Regions from separate parts of the Homo sapiens genome. Here regions 2 and 3 are each linked to region 1. The links are chromatin contacts, found by Hi-C or POLR2A ChIA-PET in ENCODE. All regions are on one chromosome and are shown on one strand. Each heading gives the region's core, a stretch centred on a gene start or an enhancer-like site at or near the end of the contact. The rest is flanking DNA. Distances are from core to core; before and after follow the strand shown.

Region 1 (2,700 bases), core at 95-2,594:
GCGGATTCCTCCTACCCCAGGCTCCTTTGAGGAGCGAAAATGAAAACTATCAACTTTTTAAAATGTCCAGGATTGCATCCGTTGTTGTGCATGTGCGGGGATGGAAAAAGCGGGCAGGGTTTTAGAAATAACACAGTAGTACCGGACAAAACAATCTCCAGGAACCAACCGGTTGAGCCGCCAAAACAGGAATCAGGCGCGCAGCCTCGGCCAGTCGGGAAGCCACTGGCACCTATGGCCAGGCGAGAAACTGTTTACTTTCTCCACCCCACCCCAGATGCACACAATGGAGTTGATGGCTTTGGAGATGAGAAGCGCCACCGGACTGTTAACCCCGAAGGGAAGAAAAACAAGCAACCCTAAACCACGCTCTGGGCAGGGCTGTTAATTGTGCCGGTGACAAATCCGATGATTAATGGGCAGGGGCAGGAGGCGCGGGGAGACGGCACGTCCGTTCTGAGCTGGCTCCGGGGCAGCGGCGCAGCTTCCCACCCCGGGGCTGGGCCGCCGACCACGCAACGGTTGGAGGGGGCTGAGGAAAGGGGACGTCGAACCCACCCCAGCCCCACGGCTCCTTTGTCCCCAAATCCGCCGACGGTCCTCGGACCGCAGCTCCCGCCTCGGTGGGCTTAAGTTTCTTTGTTGTGCGTGTTGTCTTCTCCTCTCCGTTTTGCCAGCTGGGGGGAAGGGGGCGCCCTCCGTCCAGCCCCTAAAGCCTCGCGGGGAACCGCTGTTAGCGGCCACCCAGCGCAACCACACCGGTCCCGCGGCGGGGCCCAAGCGCGACCGGCCCCGGGGCGCTGCCGAGGTTCCCGCAGCCCCGACGGCCGGACTCTGACCCAGGGATGTGGGGCCCGCGTCCCTCCGACGCCCTCGCCCTGCTCACCTGCCAGCAGCTCCTGCAGGCTCTGGCTGAAGGTCTGCAGCTGTCGCTCGCTCGTGAGCCCCTTGGTGCGGAGAAACTTGGAGATGAAGGACACGGCGGCGGCGATCTCGCCTATCATGGTGGCGGCCCGGGTGTAGAAGGGATGCATGGGGGCGGCGTGCGGGGGCGGCCCGGGGCGGCTGGGGCTCGGCGGCGCGGCCCCGACGGCGGAGCAGCCACCCCGGGCTTCCTCACCGGGCGGAAGGCTGAGAGGAAGAGAGGGCGTGAGGGGCGGACGACTACTTTTGTCTTTCTTTCTTTAGACTAAAAAAGTTATTTTCGAGACAGGAGGCGGCAGGAGAGAGGAAGAGACGAGCGATGGCGGCCTGGTCACATCGCTCGGACCTCCCCAGCTGCCTCCGCCTCCAGCTCCGCAGCATTCGAAGATCTCAATAGCTGCATTTCCAGCTCCGAGAGGCGAAGAGATGCAAGCGCCGTGCAGCACCCTTTATAGTGCCACGAAAAGGAAGTGGCGTAGCTGGAGCGTGATGGCCGACTCCAGCCAATCCGAATATCGCACCATTGTGACGCAAGCCGGTTCGGAGCCGAAAGGGGCGGGAAAAGAGTTCAGGAGGCGGGTCCAGAGATAGGGAAGAGAGGGAGGAGCTGACGTAATCCGCTTGTAAACAAATAAACCCGGAGTGGCGGCTGGAGACCCAGTTGCTTGTGTCGAGGGAGGGAGGGAGGGAACAGAGGGTGCGCGTGTGAAAGCTCCGCCCCCAGCCCTAGCTCCTCCTTCCCGCTTCAGCAGGTCCAGGCTCTGCGCCAGTGCATCCTTCTCCAAGAGTGCGCTGCCTGGGCCCGCTTGCCCTGGAGTGTAAGTGCTGGGTAAATAAGAACCGCCTGGCGCAGGCTGTGTCTACTCTTCACGCCGCCTTCTCAGATCGGGCTGCATGTCCCCACTCCGTGTTTACATCTCGTTCCCGCTCCGGGTCTCGGTGACTGGCTCCTCAAGCCGGAGACGCGTGTGGTGCGGCGCGATGCGGGCGCCAGCGCTGTGTGTGCTGGCGGTGCGCTGCCTTAGTGCGGGGGAAAGTGGAGGGAACGGTCCTGCGGGGCGTTCTGTCCAAGAAAAAGGACTGCAGCCTCGGGGAGCCAGGGTCCCCTCGCAGACGAGCTGCCAACGCCGCGGAGCCATTTCTGTTCCACCCTAGGGGAGGAGTAGGGGGATATCTTTTAAAAGTTTAATTGCAAAATAAGTAGGTTAGTAAGGCCATTTGTGGTTGCTGTTTCAGTAACTTCAGCAGTCAACGGAGAGAAGAGTGGAAACCTTACTGGATGCGGACAGGAGAGCCAGTTACTGAAAGCAGATATAACGCGGATCCTGTAAAGAGTGGTGTGTATCCAAAAAAAAAAAATCTGTACAATGTATTTTAAAACTTGTGTGCACAAAACTGAAGATTTTCTTTTTTACCTAGTCCAAATGCCGTCCTAGCCTGAGTCCTGCTCTTTATAAAAATAAAATAAAAAGAATTTGAAGCTTGTGAAAGTATTAAGTGTAGACATTCAAGTTTATTTGAAACCCTACCAAAAAAAAAAAAAAACAACCTTAAAAACCAGTGTAACAGGAAGGCGGGAGCCTGCTAAAACGATTAGGCCTAAGACAGGGTTAACCCCAACTCCATTAAGGAGAAGGGGGAAAAGAAAAAAAGAAAGATGAAGGGAGGCAGGCAGATGGAGAAAGCAAACAGGAGGCAGAAGTTGAACTCTACCAGATGGAAATAAATATCCCGACCTTAGTTGATCATCAATATTGCAAAACACACCACTTTGAG
Region 2 (2,700 bases), core at 124-2,623, 2.3 Mb before region 1:
GCTCTAGCCACACAGTTGTTCTGCCATAGGCTGGTTGGGGTGTAGGGGGTGGGTAGTTCTTATGTCCTAGTCTGAGGCATACACAAGTTACGTTTTCTGCAAATATAGAAATATTTTCTCATTAAACACTGGTCACATCAAACATCACATTGCAATTTTTTGGGGTGTGTGTGTGTGTGTGTGTGTGTGTGTACAGATTTTGAAAGCCAACAAATTTCAAGATAAAACATTGTACACTTTTCCAGACACCTAAAAACTTCTCAGGTTTAATAGTCTGTAACAGGCTGTTTGAATTTAAATACTGGCTCCACTCTATACCTCGCTGGTTGCTTAACACTCTGTGCCTTAGTTTTCTTATCTGTAAAATGGGATGACAGGGCTACACTGAACATAAGGATTAAATGAATTTGTCTCTGTAAAGCACTTTTAACAATGGCTGGTACATTGTAAGCACCAGTGAGTGTCGGGTTGTTAATTGTTATTATTACAATGATGTCTTTGCTGCCAGTTAGGACAATTTCCAACTCAACAGTGGATTCACCTAACTTCATGTGCCCTAGCAGAGGAAACCTCAATTTGCTTGTGTGTCTGTCCCGCCAAGAAAATGCAGGTCACTTCCTCTGGCTTTCTTGCCTTAAGAGTTCCTGTTTCTGCCGAAGCAGAAGCAGGAAGAGAAAGTGACACAGTGATGTTTGCTGAGCAGAGCAGGATTCTGTCCAGTGACTTCTTTTTCCCCAATTAGGAGGCTGTGTTGGCAAGACATGGATTGTTCTTTACGCTTTCCCTATCTTTTCAGCTTTTTCCAAGAGGCCTTGGTCTCTATCCTGAGGCTTTCCTCATCAGCACATGACGGTGAGCTGAAAGATTCCTAAAGTTCTGTTGTCTCTCAAAACAAAACAGAACATTCCAACCAAATTTAAACAGATCCATTTACAATTTTATTACATATCAGCTTTCCTGTGTGGCATTTATTTGAGGAAAGGCTCTCTCAGATATGAGGGAGTTGGTTTTAGAAAATTAAATCAGACAGACTAAAATGACGATCTGATTCATGAGAGGAAAGAAGATACACTATGTGATAGAAGAGTTATTTTTGGAGAACTTATTTTCGTGACTCTGAATGCCCAGAGGAGAAAACATATGGATGGTATTGCTAATTTAGTACCATGTCTGCTTCAGGCTCTATGTGCAGTTTTCTACAGACTGGGCAGCCGACTCTTTGGTCTCCATTTTTGAATGGAGTGCTGCAAGAGATGCTGTCTGACATACGAAACAGTCAACTGAAAATAAAGTAGCAGAGTTAACGTAGGCAGTTTTCTTCACTGTGGTTACAAGATGGCAGGGCCTTCCAAATTTGCACACTGTACATTGAAGTGGAAGTGGATGCTAGCTCTAAAAGCTCTGTGTGGGCGGCGTTGAGAGTGGGTATTTTGATTTGAAAATTTTGTTAGTTGCCATAGTAATTGTCACAATTATGTGGTTTGTTCGATCTTTGTGATACTGAACACCTATTAGCAGCACCCAGAAAGCGGTGTGTTTTAGTTTTTTTTCTTGTGCATACTTACAGAGAGAAAAACAATAATGTGTGGTCAGATTTTAAGATGAAGTAAAAACAATAAAAAAGTATCACATATCTTTATGTAAAGTGTGTTTATTTTCTTAATTATTTTTTAGTCAGATTTCTCTTCAGCAGAAAAGTCATCAGGAAGTGATTTTGTTTTTCTTTTTCCAAAACAAGGAGACCCAGAAACCAAGGTTACAAAGCTTTGTAAAAAGAAGAACAGGAAGCTCTCCTTTTGTTATTAATGTGTTGTGTCAGCAATGATGCTACTTAAGTTCAGGCTGAAATTTAAGCTGAATCAAAAGAGAGTGTGTGTTTCCACTCCCTTTGCATTTGTGGTGCTCACCATGGCCACTGATTATTTAGTCCTTGATTGCTTTCCTGGGGCTGTTTTGCAGGTGACTTTTGAAACATGGAGAGGCATTATTTGGCTAAACAAACTATTTGTGTTGCAATTGTTATAGAAACTTGAATGCCTATAGCTAAATCTTCACAGCCTTCTTTATTTTTGCCTCAGAAGTATTTTTTTATCTATCTGAATATTATTTTCTAAATTAATTAAATGTAGAGATATAATGATAAAAAATAAGAGTATCTTCTTTGGGTTATTTCTGATTTTTATCAGAAGGAGATAAGGCCGGTTCTGATCTTTGACAGAGCTCTATGACATGGGAACTGAAGTGGCTCCATTGGTTGGCTGACTCATGAGAGAAGGAGAATGTGGGAGAACTGCTTAATCTGCAGTCTGGATGGCCATGCATGTGGGGATGGGAACAGGAGGAATTGACTACCTCTTACTGTTTCCAGTCAAATTTCCTGAAAGACTTTGTGATGAGTGAGTGATAAATGGTGTTTATTACTTTTAATACACAGATATGAGGGAGTTTATTACATTTAATACACCTATGAAGTGATCATTTAAGTATTAAATAGCATGTCACAACACTGAAATCTTTTTATAACTATTGATTTAACTGCCTTTGATACTTATTGTCAGTATTTGTGCTCTAAGTGCAGTTTTGTTTATTATTAAAAACACTTTGACCGTGCAAATTGAAACGATGAAATACCTCTACACACCTATTAAAGTGGCCAAAATTCAGAACACTTACAGCACCAAATGCTTGTGAGGGTGTAAA
Region 3 (2,700 bases), core at 144-2,643, 2.8 Mb before region 1:
GAAACACCACAAGCATCCTACGAACCCCCTACATACAGAACCATCTATAAGAGAAACACACTTTAAATGTGCACCATCGGGAATGGAACGAACGGGCCCGCCTCGCCAGGGAACCCTTATTCGCTTGAATCCGGAAATAGACAAAATGGCAACTTTTTGGAATATTTTGAGAGCTAAGATGTGCCAATTTGCATCCCCAACAATCTCTCCCGTCCTGCAAATCTTAATTCAAAATCGAACGATAGAAAACAGGGTGATGGTGGAGGATGTTCTGGCTAAGAAGGCGCAGAACCCGTTAGAAAGAAACCGCCGGTACCCGCAGCCGGAAGCGAGTGGATTCTGAGCCGGCCCGGTTCTCTGGTGCGGAACGCGCGGTTCGCGGCCCCTACCTCGCCGGCTGCCGGTCCCTAGGCGGGCAGCGCGGCTCCGAAGCTCCAGCTGAGCGGAGCAGAGGTATTTTCAATCCACGCGCCCCGCCCGCAGCCCTGCGCCCCTAGCCCTGCCCCGCGCGCGGAGTTCCCTGGGCGCGTACCTTCCAGGTAGAACGCCCGGCAGCCCTCGTCCTTGAGCTTCTTGAGCAGCAGCCCGAGCACCGACTCGCCGCCCGTATTCTCGTTCCAGTCGCTGCTGCTCTCGTCGTAGAGCACCACTGTGTCGGTGCCACAGCGCCGGGTGAAGCGGTCCCGGTCCTCGCCGCGCGTGAAGAGCGCGCGCACCGGCAGGTTACCCTTCTGCAGGCGCCGCAGCATGATGCCCGGGATGGCCACGTTGATGGCCGACTCGATGTGCGACGACTCGTATAGCTCCTGCGGCCGGCAGTCCATCAGCAGCAGCCGCTCGTTGCCCAGCTCCAGCTGCTCGTTGAGCCACGCCACCGTCTTGCTGATCGCCATTTCCGACGCGAAGGGCACGGGTCTGAGCGTATCTATCATGGGGGTCGAGCTGCGGGAGAGGGCGGGGTGCCTACCAGACGCCCCTCGGGGCAGGCATAGGCCGAGCGCACCGCGCGCGAAGCTGCCGCTCTCGGAGCGGGGTTTAATTCCGCCTCGCCTTACCCAAGCCGAGGCTAGCGGTTGGGGCAGACGAGACAGAAGTAAAGCCGGAGGTTCTCTCTGCACCCAGCTGCAGCCGCTGGCTCTTAGTGTCAATGAATCTCTCTCAATGAAGCTGCCCAGATAGTTTTTGTTCCTCCCCAGTGAATGAAATCCAATTAATTCGGACTCCGTGCTACTGAGAGGGGAGGAAAAAAAGTCTAGCGGCTTCTAATCCCTCCCTCCAAGGCTGCACCTCAAATCTACCCGGGCGTCTTTCTCCCCGGATTATTTAAGACTCGATTTGCTATCTCTTGGACTCAGCCTCGCACACCCCCTGCGCGAGGCAGCTCCTCAATGGATACAAACAGCGAGCGTCTCAATGGATACATTCTCCGGGCCAGCCAATGAGCGTGCTGCGGAAGGGGCTGTTGCCGTGGGGACGGGCCGGCTGGAACAGGTTGTGTTGATGAATTGTTAATGAGTTTGTCATTCACAAAAACGGAAAGGAATTTCCGCTCCGGATAAGCCCCAGTGCAAACAAGCTGCAACAGCGGGCTCGGCGGGAGGAAGGAGAAAGAAGGGGAGGCGGCAGCGGAGGAGGAGCAGGGCACATAAACCAGGGCACTTCAGTTGTCTCATGTTTCCTTCTGTTGAGAGTTCACACTTCGCGTCGGAACTTTTGCGCACCAATGGCGCAATTAGCATGCACAAAAGCCCTTGTTCGCGACGCTTGCGTTCGCGAGCTAGCTTTAGGAAAACTTGTGCTGACTTTTCGTTCTTTGTATTCCCTTCAAACTCATTTGGACCCAAGTTCGCCTTAACCCTCCCCTCCCCCAACCCCCCTTCTTTAGGCGGTGTGTGGCATTTGTTTGCCACTTTTAAAGGCCCAGCTCTGTTTGCTCTGATGTTCTTTTAGCCGAGGCTGTGTTGGGGCTGGTGAACTGACTGGGCTTTAGTGACCGATGAGGTGTTAAATGCTAATCCAACATATTTCGAAACAAACCAGGATTTTGTTGAAACATTTTAAAGCAAACAAACAAACGTCTGGTTGTGCAGAAAATCAGAAGAAAACCTTTTTTCTTAAAATAACATTTTATTTTCATTAAAACAATGTAGAGTGCAGAAACAAACTCTTAGGTCAGTCCAGTGCTTTTACTGTATTCCGCTCCGGCGGCGTGGGGAGTTACAAGCCATTGTTCGGGGGAATCTATATCTCTCCCCCCGCCCCACCACCACCATCGCCTGCTGGGAGGTCGCGCTGGTTAATGATTTCTGGGCAAGGAGCTCGGCTTCTGACGGGGGAGCCGGTCTGGCGGGGCTGCCTGAGCGAGGTGTGCTGGGACGCGCCGGGCCGGGCCAGCAGTCCCCGCCATGGGCGAGGCGTGAGGAAGTCCTCCCGCAAGACCTGCAGGCTGCGGGGGCTCGGCAGGGGGGCTCGACGATTGGTTACAGTTGGCAGGGAGGCATGTCAGAGGGGGCCTCCCCAGCCCTCTCCTGCCGCCGCCTCCTCCCTTTGTCCAGCGCCGGGCACTCCGGGGAGCACCAGCCGCGCCTGCGCGCTGCGCTCCCTGCCACCGCCCCGCCGTCCCCGTCTCCCCGCTTGGGCACGGGGCTGTGCGCGACGCAGTGGACGGGTGCGGGGCTCAGCGAGGGACTCCCGGGTCCA

Evidence for each region. Hi-C counts contacts between places; a loop is a spot of excess contacts on that map. ChIA-PET counts read pairs that join two places held with the same protein, here RNA polymerase II (POLR2A). Pooled maps may share reads with other maps.
Region 2: a loop to region 1 is called in a map of CD4-positive, alpha-beta memory T cell, with 12 times the contacts of the local background. The contact joins the enhancer-like site here to the promoter of BTG1 in region 1. A Hi-C loop is called at or near these places in 1 of 168 maps with a recorded cell type or tissue (CD4-positive, alpha-beta memory T cell) and 4 of 50 pooled maps. POLR2A ChIA-PET finds 5 or more read pairs at or near these places in 2 of 52 experiments (CD4-positive, alpha-beta memory T cell and T-cell).
Region 3: a pooled map shows a loop between it and region 1 (12-fold over the local background). The contact joins the promoter of DUSP6 here to the promoter of BTG1 in region 1. A Hi-C loop is called at or near these places in 6 of 50 pooled maps. POLR2A ChIA-PET finds 5 or more read pairs at or near these places in 4 of 52 experiments (CD4-positive, alpha-beta T cell, CD4-positive, alpha-beta memory T cell, WTC11 and 1 more).

What each region holds. Positions count from the first base shown.
Region 1 is chr12:92,144,502-92,147,201 of GRCh38, forward strand. It overlaps BTG1 (BTG anti-proliferation factor 1), which reads right to left and starts at 1,345. Exons shown (of 2, transcript NM_001731.3): 1 at 887-1,345. The coding sequence starts at 1,034. It overlaps BTG1-DT (BTG1 divergent transcript), which reads left to right and starts at 1,584. Exons shown (of 3, transcript NR_135036.1): 1 at 1,584-1,742; 2 at 2,161-2,261. RefSeq lists enhancers at 7-56, 317-366, 326-862, 1,697-1,996 and a silencer at 787-1,106.
Region 2 is chr12:89,862,343-89,865,042 of GRCh38, forward strand. No RefSeq gene overlaps it. Among named protein-coding and RNA genes, the nearest start is that of LINC02399, 84 kb to the right of the region's middle. Within about 2 kb of position 1,374, at least 17 of the 41 ENCODE cell types and tissues checked have a DNase peak (open chromatin) inside an H3K27ac peak, as active enhancers do.
Region 3 is chr12:89,351,108-89,353,807 of GRCh38, forward strand. DUSP6 (dual specificity phosphatase 6) reads right to left here and starts at 1,394. Exons shown (of 3, transcript NM_001946.4): 1 at 533-1,394. The coding sequence starts at 932. All of the region lies in intron 9 of POC1B-DUSP6 (POC1B-DUSP6 readthrough), which reads right to left. RefSeq lists an enhancer at 1-520 and a silencer at 2,340-2,649.